4 separate regions of the Mus musculus genome follow, and all the other regions are linked to region 1. Evidence: chromatin loops called from intact Hi-C (ENCODE). Cell type or tissue: gastrocnemius. All regions are shown on one strand.

Region 1 (2,500 bases):
CAAGGTATTTTTTTTCCAGTGGCACACAATTCTAAGCCCAAGCAAGCTTTCTTTTTCCTTTTTTTTTCCCCCTCAAGATAGGGTTTCTCTGTGTAGCCCTCGCTGTCCTGGAACTCACTCTGTAGACCAGGCTGGCCTCGAACTAAAAAATCCACCTGTCTCTGCCTCCCAAGTGCTGGGATTAAAGGCGTGTGCCACCACTGCCCAGCCCAGCAAGCTTTCAAGACTGAAAACTCAAGGCAAGCCATGGTAACATTACAAAACCCTATGTTAATAATAATAATAATAATAATAATACCAGCCTAACACAGAAACTGGAATCACTTAGAGTCAGACACCACAGTAATCATAATTTTCTTTAAACTCTCAAACCAAATCTTCTTAAAATCTAAAAACCTATAATTTGTAAGGATTTTTAAAAAATTAATGTACTCCATTATAAAAGAGGCCCCAGCTCTTTATGAAATTTGTTATTTACATTTCCTTTTGTTTTTATTCTTGCTTTTCTCCAAAGTTCTAAAAGGCTGTAAGAAGGAAACAGACAGAACACACAGAGCCCTGCTAGTCCCAACAGGACTTAAGACCAGGAAGTCAGGTGACGCTTCATTGCTACAGACAGCCTGTCATGCTCTGCACTGGCTCTCACGTGTATGACCAGGGGCACTGCCTTCTGACAGTTGCAAAAATGCTAGTGTTCAGTCACCAAGTTTTAAATAGTCCCTGACAGCACTGAGGAAGTCTAGACATTTCTAGTAACACATCTGGATGAACCTGAACTATAAACTATTCACCCACCTACACTACAGTCTTGTCTCTGTCTCCCTCATAAAAACACGTGTATATGCATCTCTCTCTCTCTCTCTCTCTCTCTCTCACACACACATACAGAGAGAGAGAGAGAAAGACAGAGAGAGAGAGAGAGAGAGAGAGAGAGAGAAAGAGAGAGAGAGAAACAGACATATGGCCACATAGGTATCCACACGGTCACAAATGCACATAAGAAACAGGCACAGACATATTCAGACACAGTCCAATAAGCCTCAGAACTCATCCCCCAAAGCAGAGCTCTTATACCAAGCAATGGTCATACCTTCAACGGAATCTCAGTCTATCCACAAAACCGTCCTCCAGTCAGTGTGCGACCCACCACGCCTGTGCAGTCTGTGACTGTCCTGAGGTGCAGCAGGAGCTGCTTTCAGGTGCTGAAGTAATTTCAGCTCTTATATCCCACACGAGCTGGCCAAAATTGTATAACTAACCGCACCTCATCAAATGCTATTTGTATTACACAACAGCCACCGCCTGGTGACAAGCAGTTACTGCAGGCCTCCATTATCGTCTTGAAACCAGTCTTGCAGCAGGCTTCTTCAGAGCAGGCTGGGTCTGTCATAGAATCCCAGCAGCTGCTGCGGTTGTATTTCTCAAACCCAGACAAAGAAGAGAAATTAAAACCTATCTTTTCAGACAGTTCAGATGAGCAAGTCTGCCCTTGCTGCTGCCAGCTCAGTGGAAAGGGAGATTACTTCTACTCACTGACAGTTTTTCTTTCCCCCTATCAGAGCCCAAAGACATCAGATTGCAAAACTTAAAGAATTGCAGTGATGCCACGGCAGGACCCCATCATTACAAAGTAAGCAAAGTCAACAAAAATAAGCTCTCACAACAAACCACACAACCCAAGTCCCTGGGGTGTGGAAGACAGGACCTATCTACAGTCCCAGAGGAGGAAAAGACTGCACAGACAGACAGACAGACAGACTACCCTTCCTAGTCTTGATTCCATCACAGGGCCAGCAGGCACTGAAGTGAGGCAGGGAGCACCTCCCCTCCTGGGACGTTCCCTCATCTGTCCCCATCTCTTAGAGTAGACTGCCCAGACCAGAGGGAACACAGACAGGCTCAGGTGAGAGGCAGAAGAGGCTCTGCCAGCAGAGCTGCACACCTGAGAAGAGGGGACCCTCGGCCAGAGAGAGAAGAACCAGGAGAACAGAGAGGGCCACTGTCCAATTTCTTGATGAAATTGCTGTTGTGTGGAGGGAAAAGAGGCCATGGGGCCAGAGGAGAAGACTCCTGGAGCAGGAGAAGCCTGGAGAAGAATGGGACCCCAGAGGGCCAGGACACTGATCCCCGCATGCCACCCACTGAAGCGTCAGTGGACCCAGGGAGCCAAGCATTAGTCAGAATGCTCTGGGGATTCCAGAGAAGAGGCGCTGCAAGGATGTAGAGGAACTCAGAAGCAGAAATGAGAAAGGGCTGTGGAGCCGGCTCCCTGGTTAACAGCACCAACTGTTCTTGCAAAGTACCAGAATTTAGCTCCAAGCACCACAGGGTGGCTCACAATCACTAGAACTTCAGACCTGAAGGATCCAATGCCCTCCTCTGGCCTCTATGATGACTTCATAGGACAGGGATACACACACACACACACACACACACACACACACACACACACAGATGGACACAGAGAGAGACAGACAGACAAAACACATCTAAGCATAAA
Region 2 (2,500 bases), 130 kb after region 1:
TACATTTTCAGGGATCTTGGCCAAGTCTTGTAATCTTTAGCAGAATGATATCATAGTACCAGCCAGCAGTAGGGCTATAAACTCTAAGTACACTTATCTACAGTTTTACGAAGAAACAGCCAAAGTCTAGTCCTTGAGGTATGATTCACACAATCTCTTGACCTACAAAGGACAGATTCACCTGAGTTTTGTAGTAGGCAAACTATGGAGAAACCAGAGGAAGTTTCCCTTTTCTTGAGACAGGGTCTCACTAGGTAGCCCTAGTTGTCGTAAAACTCTATGTAGACCAGGCTGGCCTTGAACTCATAGAGATCCACCTGGCTCTGCCTCCCAAGTACTGGGATCATAATACCCAGCTTCATGGTTTAAAAATTCCAGGTTGCTGTCAATGTAAAAAAAGCCAATTAGAGATGGATCTACAGATATTTGGTTTTACTGGGATATGAAGGTGGAGGAGCATATGAAGGTAAGACAGATACTTTAATTTTACTAGGATATAATGGTAGAGGAGAGGGTGAGAGATAAGATAGGTAATTTTAAAAATAAATTACTTAGTAATAAGAAACTAGACAATACATTTCCCATTATGCTACAAAACCAAGCAGACAATGGAAGACAAAAGAAAGGTTCAGCTCTAAGGAGGGTAACACCTTCCACTATAGAACAGGCTGCCTTCCCAGACAGTTAGCTTCACAACTCTTACATGATGCACACTCATGTGGAAAAACTTGTCAAGTTTAGCCAGGGCCAGGAGATGAAAACATACCATGTCCTAATTAGCTAATTATAAAGCAGGAGCGTTTTGGAGAAGGACTCATACAATCTGGCCATTGTTTTGCTAAACATCTGCAAATTGTAGACTTCTTCAGCCCTTAGCCAGAGTTCTTGCTTGATGTCTTAAAGTGGTTGCACTGTGTGCGACTCTTCTCAAGGCTGAGGCGAAGGCTAGTCATCAAAGTCTGGAATGTCATCGTAGGAGTAACCCCGGTAGCCCTTGGATGCATAATAGGCGATGCGCAAATGGTAAAATCCCGGTAGGAACACCAAAATGCCTATGATGAGGACAGGAACGGCTCGGTCTGCCCCCTGGTGGCAGAAGGAAAACATTAGTCCCATACAAGTCACACCTTTACATCTCTCTTTTCAGCATACATTGTCACCTTCTCTTTGTTTCTTATCTTTCTGTCTCAGGGATCAAGTTAGAGACGCTGGGTGTGGTAGGCAAGCACTACCCTCCCAGTTTCTTCCAGATTACAAATTAAGCAATACATTCAAAGTTATAAAAAAGAAATCAGCATTTTTATTCAGATATCAGGCTTATTTCCTTCTGCTCTTCCAAGCTCTCTGTGTGTGTGTGCCTGCGCACCTGCATGCTTGGCCGGTACATACTATTATTGTCTGCAAATGTATATGCAGATGTATGCTTGTGTGCCAGAGGTTGACTTCAAGTGACTTCCTCAACAGCGCCTTATTTTAAATATTTAAGTATGGGTATGTTTTGGTCACTCTTCTATTGCCAAGAGCAATCATGACCAAGGCAATTTATAGAAGAGTTTTGGAGGCTTGCTTACAGTTTCCGAGGTGTAGAGTTCATGACCATCATGGTGGGGAAAAGGCAGGACCCTGGAATGTAGCTACAAGCTTACTTCTGATCTATAAGCACACGACAGAGAACACCAGAGCTAACCCTTCCAATCCTTCCTAAACAGTCCACCAACTGTGGATCAATCACTCAAATATTTGAGCCTATGGAAGCTGTTCTCACATAAGCCACCATATTCTACTCCTTGGTTCCTATAGACTTATAGCTATATCATAATGCAAACTATATCAGTTCAACTTCAAAAGTCCCTACAGTTGTTCAGTCTCAACAGTTTACAGGTCTAAAGACTCTTCTGAGACTGATAGTCATGGACTTTAACTACCTCTAGAACTTAAGCCCCAAATTAATAATTGTTTTGTCTATATGTATGTCTGCGCACCACAAGTGTGCCTAATTCCCACAGAGGCAGTGGATGCCCTGGAACTGGACTTTTGAACAGTTGTGAGTAGCCACATGGGTGCTGGAAATTGAACCTAACCCCTTGGAAGAGCAGCCAGTGTTTTTAGCTACAGAGCTATCCCCTATGTTGTGAATGTGCACCTAAGCACAGGTGCTGAAAGAGGTCAGAGGCTTGGAGAATTGCCCTAGAGCTGGGGTTACAGGCAGTTGTAAGCCAACCAACCTCAGGTCTAGTAATCAGGCTTGGGGGCCTCTGCAAGAGCAGAAAAGGTTATTAACAGTGAAGCCATTTTTTCTTCTTATTTTCCTTAATCTTATTTTTTGAGATAAGAGTCTCACCTCTCACTGAATCTCTTACTGGTACTCACCAATCTGCCTAGAATGGCTTGGCCAGGCAGCTCTGGGGACTCAACTGTGTCTCCACCCTGCAGTGCCGGGCTACAGATGCATACCAACACTTGGAGCTTTTTATGTGGGTGCTAGGAGTCAGATTCCAGG
Region 3 (2,500 bases), 130 kb before region 1:
AGGACAACCCCACGTGTCTCTCCTTAAGCTTTCCTTGGAAGCCATCCACTGTTCTGTTTAAGACAGTGTCTGTCTCTCACTGGTCTGGACCTCACCAAGTAGGCTCAACTGGCTGGCCAATAAGTCACAGAGGTTCAATGCTCTCTGCCTGTCCAGCACAGGCAGAGATAGTGAGCTATCCCCTCAGCCTTCGGGGTTTTGCAATAATTCTTGAGTCTTTTCAGGGTTGTGAGGATTTTAGTCTAAAACCAATAATGAGAGCAGTAGTTGCTGCCAGTTGAGGAAAACAGCATGAAGAGTCTCTGCATAGCCCTCACGAGACAAGAATAAATGCTGCATACATTAGGTCAGTGAAGAAAGGGAGGTGGGCAGCATAGATCACAGCCTCACATTAAAGGAGTCAAGATTTGATTCTGAGAATCCAGACACAGGAAACACCAAAAGAGCTGAGAGACTTAGCACGCACGCCTTTAATCCCGTGCTCAGGCAGAGGCAGGTGGATCGCTGAGAGTACAAGATCACCTGGTCTGTATAGTGACTTCCAGACCATCCAAGGTGACCTTGTCTCAAATTTTTAAAAAAGAAACATGGAAGGAAAAGATGGCGGGAGAAGGAGGACAGAATGAACAAATGAACGAATGAACAAAAGAAGAAAGGGGAAATACCGAAGTGCAAAATGCACCAGAAATACGTCAAAAACTATGTCCAAACCCACTGAACTCAGGAAAGCATAGTTCAAGGTGGGAAGCTATCACATTTTCCCCCTTACTTATGCAAAATAGTATGGGACAAATAGACAAACCAAGTAAGGACATCAGGGTAAAAGACATGGTCTACCTAGGCTACAATCATGAGTATGAGAGCCTAGAATCCACGTCAATTTGGGCTACACAACGAAAAATCACACACATACACACACAAACACACACACACACGCACGCACAGGCACTTGTACAGGCTAACTTTGCCCATCACTGGTAGAGCTAGGAAGCAGATGTTATGCAGTCATCGTCACCACCAGAGGGCATCCTAACATCAACCAGGACAGGCAAGGGTCCATGTCTAGTCCCTCTCACAGAAAGATGCAGGGAGTTTTTATTTGTTTGTTTTTGTTTGTTTTCATAAGCTACCACCTAGCCAGGTTGAAGAGAGGCCAATCTTCCCTTAGTTCCAAATCCTTCCGGGATAGACAATGACCTTGAATCTCTCCTAGAGCTTCTGTCTCCTGTCCTGCCTCCACAGGTGCCCTCTGGAGATGAGTTATTTAGGACCTCCCCTAATGCATGCTGGGAGAACCTCAGCCCAAGGCTCTGCCTGAACAGAAGTTGATGTTGAAGTGTGCCCCAGAGACACATAAACTGACACTCATCCTTCATCCAGAACTCCAGACAGAACAAGAAAGATGTTTGGTCTTTCTACTGTATGCCATCTCCAGAGGGAAATGCTCCAAGATGTCACAATTCAGCATAATGATGTCACAATACAGTATTATCATGGAACACTGTTGCACTGTGATGTCACAATGACACACTGGTGCACTTTAATGTCAAAGGATAGCATGATAATAGCACAAAGGAGCAGTGTAACAACTCAATACCACATTATGATATCACAGTAGCACACTGTTATAGAACAATAAACGCTGTGATGTCACCATCCAGCAATGCTGTCAGGGTGGGATGTTGTGGTGGCAAAAACGCAGCAGTGTGATGGCACAGTTCATTATTGTGAATTCACATGGAGCATTGTGATGTCACAGTCTAGCCCTGTGATGTCACCATAGAGCACTGAGACACTGCACTAAAGTACCAGGATGGTACAGTGGAACTGAGCTGGGTGATACAGGTGTGATGGGGTGAAGATCATAAGAAAGAACTCTGGTAAATTCTTACCCAGAAGCCAAAGGAAGAGATCTGGCACTCCACCCCAGGGTAACATATAACTTGAATTCCATCCCACCAAGGGAAGCTCGTTTCTTATCCCACCGACCCTTGGATGAATTACCAGAGATATGTAGCCATACACTCATTCTATTGGGAAAACCTGTCATTCCTTCAGCACAGGCAAGAAAGGTGTCTTGAACAGAAGGAATACAGCCGTGAGCGAAACAGAGAGAGCTGTGTTTTCTGGAAGCTTCCACTATAGAGAAAGGAGCTGACAGTGAGCAAAATGCTAGAGCTGTGTGCATGGCTGAAGTGAACCAATGACAAAGTGCTAGAGCTGTGTGCATGGGTGAAGTGAACCAATGACAAAGTGCTAGAGCTGTGCACATGGCTGAAGTAAACCATTGAGAAAGATGGCCGAGAAAAGGTTGGGTTGGGACTGCAGTGTTGACTACATGGGGGTTTGTTCTGGTTGCCTGAGATAGTCTCACAATGAGTGTTGGGCTAGCCTCGAAACTCTATGTAACCTAGTCTCACTATCTCATACCTCACATCCCAAGTGCTAGGATTATAGGTACTTGCCACTATTGTGGCAAAGCCAGATATATAATGAGCAG
Region 4 (2,500 bases), 51 kb before region 1:
GGTAGGTAGTACATGCCTGTGGCCACAGCACTTGGGAGGAGGAAACGATTAAAGGTTCAAGGTCAGCCTTGCCTATTAAGTGTGTTCAGTGACAATCTGGACTACATATGAAAGCCTATGTAGGTAAAATATTTGAACAAATGGTCCTGAATTACTCAATTGTAACATATATCAGTAGCAACAGATACTTCTTAAAAAGGTTCCCCCTTTGTCCATGCTGCATGACAGCAGGGTTGTAAAGAGTAGAACCTGAATAGGCACTCTTTATTTAGAGACTTGTTTCTTGTGTGGATGTGTGTCTGCTTGCATGGGTCTGGGCACTATCTGCATGCAGTGCTTGCAGAGGTCAGAAGACAGCTTTAGACTTCCAGTTCAGGCAGTTGTGAGCTTCCATGTGGATGCTGAAAACTGGACCCAGGGCCTCTACAAGACTATTAAGGGCTCACAGGGCTGGATGCAGAGTTGAGTTGCTGGTTAGAAACACCTGATCATCTTGTAGAAGACCCAGGTTCAATTCCAAGAACACACATAGCTCACAACTGTCTTTAACTCTAGTCCCAGGGGATCCAAAGCCCTCATGTGACCTTCTCAGGTACAAGGCACACATGTGGTAGATATAAATACATGCAGGCAAAACACTCATGCTCATAAATTAAATATTAAAATTTTTTTAAAAAGGAGCTCATAACGGCTGAGCCATCTTTCTAGGCCCTAATTTGGTATTCTTGAATTGAAAACAGAAAAATTTATATCAGAGCCTGTGAAGTTGAGTTTTAAGGAATTATACAATTTAATACAGTATGAGTCTGAGAAATCAAAAGTTTTACAGAGACAAAGGAGAGGCACCCATTTAAACAATGATCCCCCGAGGGCCAGTGAGATGACGATTCATCGGGTAAGTGTGCCTACTGTTCTGGCAGAGGCAGGTTTGGTTTCTAACACCTACATGGTGCCTCTCATCCTTCTGTTTCTCTGGTTCCAGGGAGAGCTGATGCCCTCTTCTGGCACTACACGCAGCTGATGAGCATGTACACAAATGCAGGGAAAACATTCACACATGTAAAATAAAACAGAAAAAGTGAAAAAAAGAAAGAAAAGCCAGGCGTGGTGGCGGGTGCCTTTAATCCCAGCACTTGGGAGGCAAAGGCAGGCGGATCTCTATACATTGAGGCCCGTCTGGTCTACAGATAGTGTTCTCTGGAAAGCCAGAGCTAGAGAGAAGCCACGTCTTGAAAAACCAACCAACTGAACAAACAAAAACAAAACAAAGCAGTGAGACCTTAGCCATCCATATCAACTGTCCACCAATCCGAAGGCACCTCCAAGCAAGTATGGAGGCACATGCTAATATGGGATGTCCTGGTGGCTTCCAGAGAAATAATCAGAGTAAGATTCAGAAGGAAGGCAGAGAAAAAACATTCGGCAATACACAGCAGAGGTTCCAAGGTCCCTTCCCATTACAAGAGCTATTTGTGACTCTATGGTTGAAATCCCAACTGCCCTACCCAAGATTCAAGAGCTCTCTCGCCTACCTGTAACCAGAGGGTTTTGTCGGAGGTAACTTGGAAGAACAAGGCCAAAGAAGATGGAGAATCCAAGCACAAACAGGTTCCGGGAAGAATTCAAGTCAATGAACTGCAGGTTCGAGAGGCCGACCGCCGTGATCATTCCTGGAGGGAGAAGCGTCAGAACACAGTCGCACTGAGCTCGGCTGCGGCACGCCCACAGGCTACCCCGGAGGCCGAGAACAGACTCCCACGTGTCCTTTCTCTGGCCCTCAGAAATCAGCCTGCAGACCAGTGCAGTGGCAGAAAGAGAGGGTCGGTGAAATACCACCACCCATCTCTGACCCGAATTATTACATCACACACAAGCATCACACTATATTTTCTTTGAATCAAGTAGACAGGCAATGGTTCAGCTTAGTTTATGTCTGTGTACCAAGTGTGCGCCTGGTGCCCAGAGGCCAGAAGTGTCAGGTGCTCTGTAACTGGACTTGTAAGTCACCATGTGGGGGCTGGGAATTGAACCCAGGTTCCCTCAGAGCAACGAGTGCTCTAAGTGCTGAGCCATCTCTTGCTTTCTCTAAGCATTCTGATTAAATCCACACTAGAACTCTGGTGCATGTCCACAATGACTGTATCTGAAAGGTGCAGATCAAATCCAAAGTCCCACTATGAAAATGCCAGTTGAAAGGGTTCATTTATTGGGGCAATATATCTGAGTTAAGTCAAATAGAAATTCTAAATTAAAAAGATTAGATTTTATCTTAATTTTCATATCATTTTCTTAGTGATTGCTTCTATTTTTAACATACCTTTAGCTTGGGCACTGATGCAAATCTTTATGTTTCTGAAGCACCATCTTTTACAATTTAAAGTGGAAACCATTAGATTTATTGTTAGATTTCCATTAAGAATTAGCTACTGTGTAGGAGGTGACTTTCACACCATTTATTTATTTATTTATTTATTTATTTATTTATTTATTTATTTATTTA

What was found. Hi-C counts contacts between places; a loop is a spot of excess contacts. Peaks named below come from ENCODE experiments on the same cell type or tissue, not always from the same donor. Only the 100,000 strongest peaks of a DNase experiment are listed, where the experiment ranks them.
Region 2: it touches region 1 in a loop (4-fold over the local background); 4 of 42 quality-filtered maps call a loop at or near these places.
Region 3: it touches region 1 in a loop (10-fold over the local background); 31 of 42 quality-filtered maps call a loop at or near these places.
Region 4: it touches region 1 in a loop (8-fold over the local background); 7 of 42 quality-filtered maps call a loop at or near these places.

The regions. Positions count from the first base shown.
Region 1 is chr2:132,110,252-132,112,751 of GRCm38, forward strand. All of the region lies in intron 1 of Slc23a2 (solute carrier family 23 (nucleobase transporters), member 2), which reads right to left. Among named protein-coding and RNA genes, the nearest start is that of Gm14051, 32 kb to the right of the region's middle. In gastrocnemius, a CTCF peak has its summit at 1,311; a DNase peak (open chromatin) is centred at 1,265; H3K4me3 peaks cover 216 bases; H3K27ac peaks cover 1,730 bases.
Region 2 is chr2:132,239,541-132,242,040 of GRCm38, forward strand. Tmem230 (transmembrane protein 230) reads right to left here. Exons shown (of 4, transcript NM_027478.3): 4 at 1-1,086. The coding sequence ends at 946. Among named protein-coding and RNA genes, the nearest start is that of Tmem230, 7.0 kb to the right of the region's middle. In gastrocnemius, a CTCF peak has its summit at 1,115 (motif pointing left); a DNase peak (open chromatin) is centred at 1,083.
Region 3 is chr2:131,981,732-131,984,231 of GRCm38, forward strand. No RefSeq gene overlaps it. Among named protein-coding and RNA genes, the nearest start is that of Prnd, 32 kb to the left of the region's middle. In gastrocnemius, a CTCF peak has its summit at 1,020 (motif pointing right); a DNase peak (open chromatin) is centred at 1,019.
Region 4 is chr2:132,059,131-132,061,630 of GRCm38, forward strand. Slc23a2 (solute carrier family 23 (nucleobase transporters), member 2) reads right to left here. Exons shown (of 16, transcript NM_018824.2): 14 at 1,533-1,670. Among named protein-coding and RNA genes, the nearest start is that of Gm31179, 30 kb to the left of the region's middle. In gastrocnemius, a CTCF peak has its summit at 1,005 (motif pointing left); no DNase peak of the experiment used is centred here.